Regions from separate parts of the Homo sapiens genome. Here region 1 is linked to region 2. The links are chromatin contacts, found by Hi-C or POLR2A ChIA-PET in ENCODE. All regions are on one chromosome and are shown on one strand. Each heading gives the region's core, a stretch centred on a gene start or an enhancer-like site at or near the end of the contact. The rest is flanking DNA. Distances are from core to core; before and after follow the strand shown.

The links. Hi-C counts contacts between places; a loop is a spot of excess contacts on that map. ChIA-PET counts read pairs that join two places held with the same protein, here RNA polymerase II (POLR2A). Pooled maps may share reads with other maps.
Region 1: a map of IMR-90 shows a loop between it and region 2 (2.2-fold over the local background). The contact joins two enhancer-like sites. A Hi-C loop is called at or near these places in 8 of 168 maps with a recorded cell type or tissue (Calu3, HepG2, IMR-90 and 5 more), 5 of 37 single-sample maps with no recorded cell type and 5 of 50 pooled maps. POLR2A ChIA-PET finds 5 or more read pairs at or near these places in 3 of 52 experiments (AG04449, GM12878 and MCF 10A).

What each region holds. Positions count from the first base shown.
Region 1 is chr2:20,190,490-20,193,189 of GRCh38, reverse strand. No RefSeq gene overlaps it. Among named protein-coding and RNA genes, the nearest start is that of SDC1, 33 kb to the left of the region's middle. Within about 2 kb of position 1,294, at least 5 of the 41 ENCODE cell types and tissues checked have a DNase peak (open chromatin) inside an H3K27ac peak, as active enhancers do.
Region 2 is chr2:20,155,989-20,158,743 of GRCh38, reverse strand. It overlaps the pseudogene RPS16P2. Among named protein-coding and RNA genes, the nearest start is that of SDC1, 68 kb to the left of the region's middle. RefSeq lists a silencer at 1,085-1,174. Within about 2 kb of position 1,488, at least 3 of the 41 ENCODE cell types and tissues checked have a DNase peak (open chromatin) inside an H3K27ac peak, as active enhancers do.

The DNA.
Region 1 (2,700 bases), core at 45-2,544, 35 kb before region 2:
GGTGAACAGGCCCAGGGCCAGAGGGCAGGAGGACACTAGCTCCAGGGACCTTGGGCTGACTGTCTGGCCTTTTCTTGGGCAGGCCTAGCCCCAGTCCACATGGTGCCTCTGCAAATCCCCATTCGGGTGGGGTGCAGCTCAGTTAGCAGACAGCACCTCTGGCCAGTAGGAGAAAGTCACCCTGTCCCCCAGGCCTGTGAGCCTTGCACCTGGACAGCAGGATTTCAGCCCCCAGCTTGCTCCTTGACCTCAGCAAAGCCTGCACAGCCACGTGGACAGTTTAGGTCTGGACTAGATTTAAGGCTGAAAAGTCCTGAGACCTGCAGACCCAGGAGGCAGCAGATGGGCTGGCTGCCCTCAGAGCCTCAGGGCAAGCCTGCTGGGGTTCCCCTGGGCTGCCTCAGAGCCCCCTGTGGGCAATCTGGACCTCAGAAAGACCTTTCCGGCGCAGCATCTTTCTTCTTTAAATTAGAGACAGGGTCTATGTTGCCCAGGCTGGCCTCAAACTCCTGGCCTCAAGCAATCATCCTGACTTAGCCTCCCAAATAGCCTCCCAAATAGGGATTACAGGCGAGAGGCCCTGAGCCCAGTCCAGGGCAGCATCTTCGATCCCAAATCTGCAGAGCCCTTTCGAGGACAGAGCCTGGGCCATCAGCTGGGATACCTTCTCTAAGGGCGAACAGCTTCCCTCTGTGGGGCTTTTAACCCCCGTGTTAGCCCTTAAAGGGAAAGTGGGCATTGGGGAGCAGGAGACATGGTCCCCCTTCAGAACTCATGGGGGAGGTGGGAGGGCATGGTGGTCCAGAGAAAAACTCTGTAGCCAGATGTCTGGGCTCAAAATCCTGGTCCTGCCATTTTCCAGCCTCGTGACTAGTGCACAGGGTGTCTGTTGCAAGCCTGGGTGAGGTATGACATGGCCGCACATGGGCTACTGCCACCTCTCAGCACCTGATAGATGTTGTTGTTGGACCAGTGACAGGGCCACAGACTGAGACGGTGTGGAGCCCCAGGGTGACATCCGTTAACCAGGGCTGCCTCCTTCTGATCCTCAGCTTCCCCTCACCCATCAGATGTGGCCCCAGATGAGATGACTTCTCGTACTTCCCAGGATTCTGCCAGGCCAGGGTGACCAGGTCTGGTGAGAACCAGGCCGGGGGGCCTCAAGGATGCAGACTCCAGCCCCATCCTCCTGATAGGTGCTCCCTGCAGCCTGACGGCCAAGGAAGAGGGTCCACACTGGGCCCCTGGGTCCCCAGTGCAGGAGCAGCCTGGCCTCCCCTCTGGGTCCAGCCCAGCTACTTCTGAGGGTGGAAAATATCCCGTGGCACGAGGGCTGGGCTGAGTTCCAGCTCATGGCTGCCCGGACAGAGTCCACAGAAGAAGAAAGACTTTTACCAACTCTTTTTCTCTATGTGTTGCTCCAGGGACCTTGGGCTGACTGTCTGGCCTTATTCTCAAGGCTATATAACATTTTTATTTATTTTTCTCTTTGTAAATGAGGCTGTTTTGCCCTATCAGATGTGCTACCACTTGAACTCATTAGAAAAGACTGGTCGCTTGATGTGAAAGGTAAGGCCTTTCAGGCCTAAGAATCCAGACACACAGCAGGGCTTCTCGCAGGGGGAACTTAAGCATGCTTTGTGCATGAAATGGGGCACAATCCCTGCCCGCCAGGGGGAGCTTAGCTGTCCCTCAGATGTGCCTCTCCAGTACAGTGCCACACAAGGCTGACCAGCCAGGGCCGGCCCCTCCCCAGAGAGCGCTCACACCCACAGTGCTCAGGGGTCTTCACCATCCTTCCCTCATCGTATTCTCACACAAACTCGAGCTGTGTGGTGCTGCAGGAGTTATTCTGTTTCACAGGCGAGGAAACAGGTCTGGAGAGGATAAGGGTTTGCTCAAGGCGGCAGGCCTGGATCTTCGGGACTAGCTGGATATGATTTTGTGGCCCCTGGTGGAGACTGAAGTGGAGACAGCTTGAGGGGGCTGGCCTTGCTACTCACACACTATGCGTCCGAGCCTGACAGGCAGCCCTTCTTCCCAGCCCTGTCTGTTCAACTCCCTCCTTGCCTGCACCCCAGACAAGGGGAATTTCTCCCAGGAGCCAGAGGCCAGGCCGGGAGCCCAGAGCTGGCGCTCAGCAGTCTCTGCCCGCCCTGGCTGAGGGACTGCGTGAAACTGTTGCATCTCCTTACCCCTCCATTTCCTTATAGGGAAAGCAGGAGGGCCGGTGCCCACCTTCAGGCACAGATGAGACTTGGAAAGAGATTTAAGAAAACGCAGCGTGCCACTAAATGTCAGGCACCAAGATTCTGGTTAATTATGAATAAGGACTACCATTTCCAATATGCCTAGAATGTGCCAGGCTCTATCCATGCCTACCCTCCGATTTCAGGGACACAGAGTAATATAGTGGCAGGAGCAGGGGCTTTGGGGTTAGACCCCACTTTACTGGCTGTGTGACCATAAACTCCTTAGAACCTCAGCTCTGTCATCTGTGAAATGAACTCATCTCCTAGGGGCATTAAATAAAGTAATGGGAGTAAACTCTTCAGCATTTTGGTTTGGGCACTTTGCAAGCATTGCATGAATAGTGGCTATGACTCTGATGGTCGCAAAATCCCTGACAGGCTGGAATCCCCACCCTCTTTTCGCAAATGAGGAAATTGAGATCCAAACTGATTCTTCATGCAGCTCCTG
Region 2 (2,755 bases), core at 239-2,738:
TTAAGACTTTAATTTAAAAAACTACAAAAGAATTAGAAGAAAATATAGGATATTATTTTTATGAATTAGTGATAGGGAAAGCTTGTGCAATAAGGCACTTAATATAAAAGCATTAAGGAAGATATGAATAAATTTAACGACATCAAAGAGTACCATCAACATGACCCAGTGCAGTGGTTCACACCTGTAATCCCAGCACTTTAGGAAGCTGAGAGGGGAGGATTGCTTGAGTCCAGGAGTTGGAGACCAGCCTGGTCAATAGAGTGAGACCCTGTCTCCACAAAAAAAAAAAGCCAGGTGTAGTGGTGCATATGTGTGGTTTCAGCTACTTGAGAGGCTGAAGCGGGAGGATCACTTGAGCCCAGGAGTTTGAGACTACAGTAAGCTGTGATTGCACTACTGTACTCCAGCCTGGGTGACAGAGTGAGACTCTGTCTCTTAAAAAAAAAAAAAGACACCATCAACAAAATTGAAAACTAGCAACCAACTAAAAAAATTGTAATAATTACAATATACAAACAACATTCAAAATATGTAAAAATCTGCTATAAGTCAATATGAAAAAGTAAACAATGCTTAGGAAAACAGGAAAAGAATATGAAAGGAAAAATCACAAGAGGAGAGATTCAAATGGCCAAAAATCTATGGGAAGCTGCAATATCCCTGATAATAAAGGAAATGTAAATTAAAATAATGAAAAAACATTTTTTATTCGACCAGACAAGCAAAATAGTAAGTTTGATTGAATGTAGGGCAGATGAAGATGTGGGCAGTAGTCTCATATTCTGCTGATGGGAGTATCAATTGGTAAAGTCACTTTGGAGGGCAATTTGATAGAATCTATTAAAACTTCTATTTCCCTTATGATCCAGCAAATCTACTTCTTGGTGTACCTCTGGAGAAACAGTCATGTGTGCACGAGGCAGCAGGCAAAGAATCCTTGCTGCAGCTTTCTAGTAAAGAACTGGAAATGACCTAGCTGTCATCACTGGGGAATGGCTGAATAAACTCTGGTGCATCCATTCTGTGGAATACTGAACGTACAGCACACAGGAAAGACACAAAGCAAGTTGCTAAATAATACACAGAGAATGATAGACACCATTAATGTAAGCACACACACACACACACAACTTCTGGAGGTAATTTTCATTTTATATGCATAACCACAAACCTCAAATGGTCATGCAACACAGCCGGGTAATTCTAAAATGTTTCTCTACTAAGTTTCTTTTCTCTGTCTAAAATGATTATTTCGTACATTCTCGCTCTTCCCATCCCCCACATCCTCTCCCCACGTCACATCCAGCTGATGACCTTTCTTAACACTTCAACCAAAAAAACCCAGAAGCCCTCAGCCAGGGACAACTGTGCCTCCCACGATGAAATCGCCAATCCTCCTTGAATATGTGCCAACAACAATTTTCCCTCACCCTGCCAACCTCTCAGCCTCCCTCCTGCTCCTTTCAAAGGACAATCCCTTCACCTGCTATCACCTTGCTGAGGACTTTGCTCCTGCAATTATCCTCTCTCTCCTGCATCATTAGATTCCCCCTCCCTACTCTGTCATTCTTGTCAGTACACAAACATGCTCCAGTATTTCCCATATTCAAAAACAAATCTCCTTTCACACATACCTTTCTCACTATGTCTTTGCTCAATGGGGTAGACAGACAACTGTCCACCAAAAATCCACGGCCTCTTTGCACAGTGTAGTGCTGCTGCTGGCAGTGGCTGCCCAGCCAAGGACCACACTTCCTGGCTCCTTTTGCATACTCATGAGAACATGTGACTGAGGTCTGGATAACAGAATGTGGGCAGAAGTGGTGTACGCAACTTCCAGGTATGGCCCATAAAATTCTTCTACACGATCCTCCATATTCTCTTTCCTCTTCTGCCAGGTTGATGTTGACACCTAGGGCAACTAAGGGTGCTGTGTGTTGAAGAAGATGTCTAGGCCATAAGGTAAGTGCTTAGATCCCTGAATAACTGTATGGAGCAGAGCTCTATCCTCACTTCTCCCACTCCTATCACTGATTGGAATTTAAAAGAGAAGAAATAAACTTCTATTTAGTCAAGCTAAATAGATTTTGGTGGTTTATGTGTTACAACATCTGGCCTTATCTTAATTAATACACCATTTATAACAAGATTTCTCAAAAGGGTTGCCTCTATTTCCTGGAGCCAGATCAACCAGTTTTGTCTGGGTTCAAATTCCAGTTTTGTCATTTCCTAATGTGTGTGATCTTGGACAAATTACTTAAAGATCTATTCCTTATCTGTAAAATAGGATAATAATTGTACCTATCTCAAAGGGCTGTTGCACAGATTAATATATGTAAAGCACTTAGATCAGTGTCTGGCACATAGTAAGTTTTATATAAGTTCAGCTATTATTATCATGTTAAGCCACTCACGCCCATTCCAGCTCCCTTCTGTCTCCACCACTCTACTGAAACTGCTCTTGTCAAGATGGGCTCTATGCTGCAAAATGCAAATGTACATTTCTCTTGCCTCGCTTAATTCAACTCTCAGCAGCAACTGACACAGGTGTCCGCTGCCTCATTTAAAAAAGTATCATGGAAGATTGCAAACACACACAAATGTATTTCCTTTTTGAAATAATTTTCTTCCTTTTCTGGTTGCAGCTCTGTGCAGTGAGGATCTCTAATGTATGCCTGTAGCCATGCTGTCCAAGGGCCCACTGCAGTATGCGCAGGTCTTTGGATGCAAGAAAAGGGCCACAGCTGTGGCG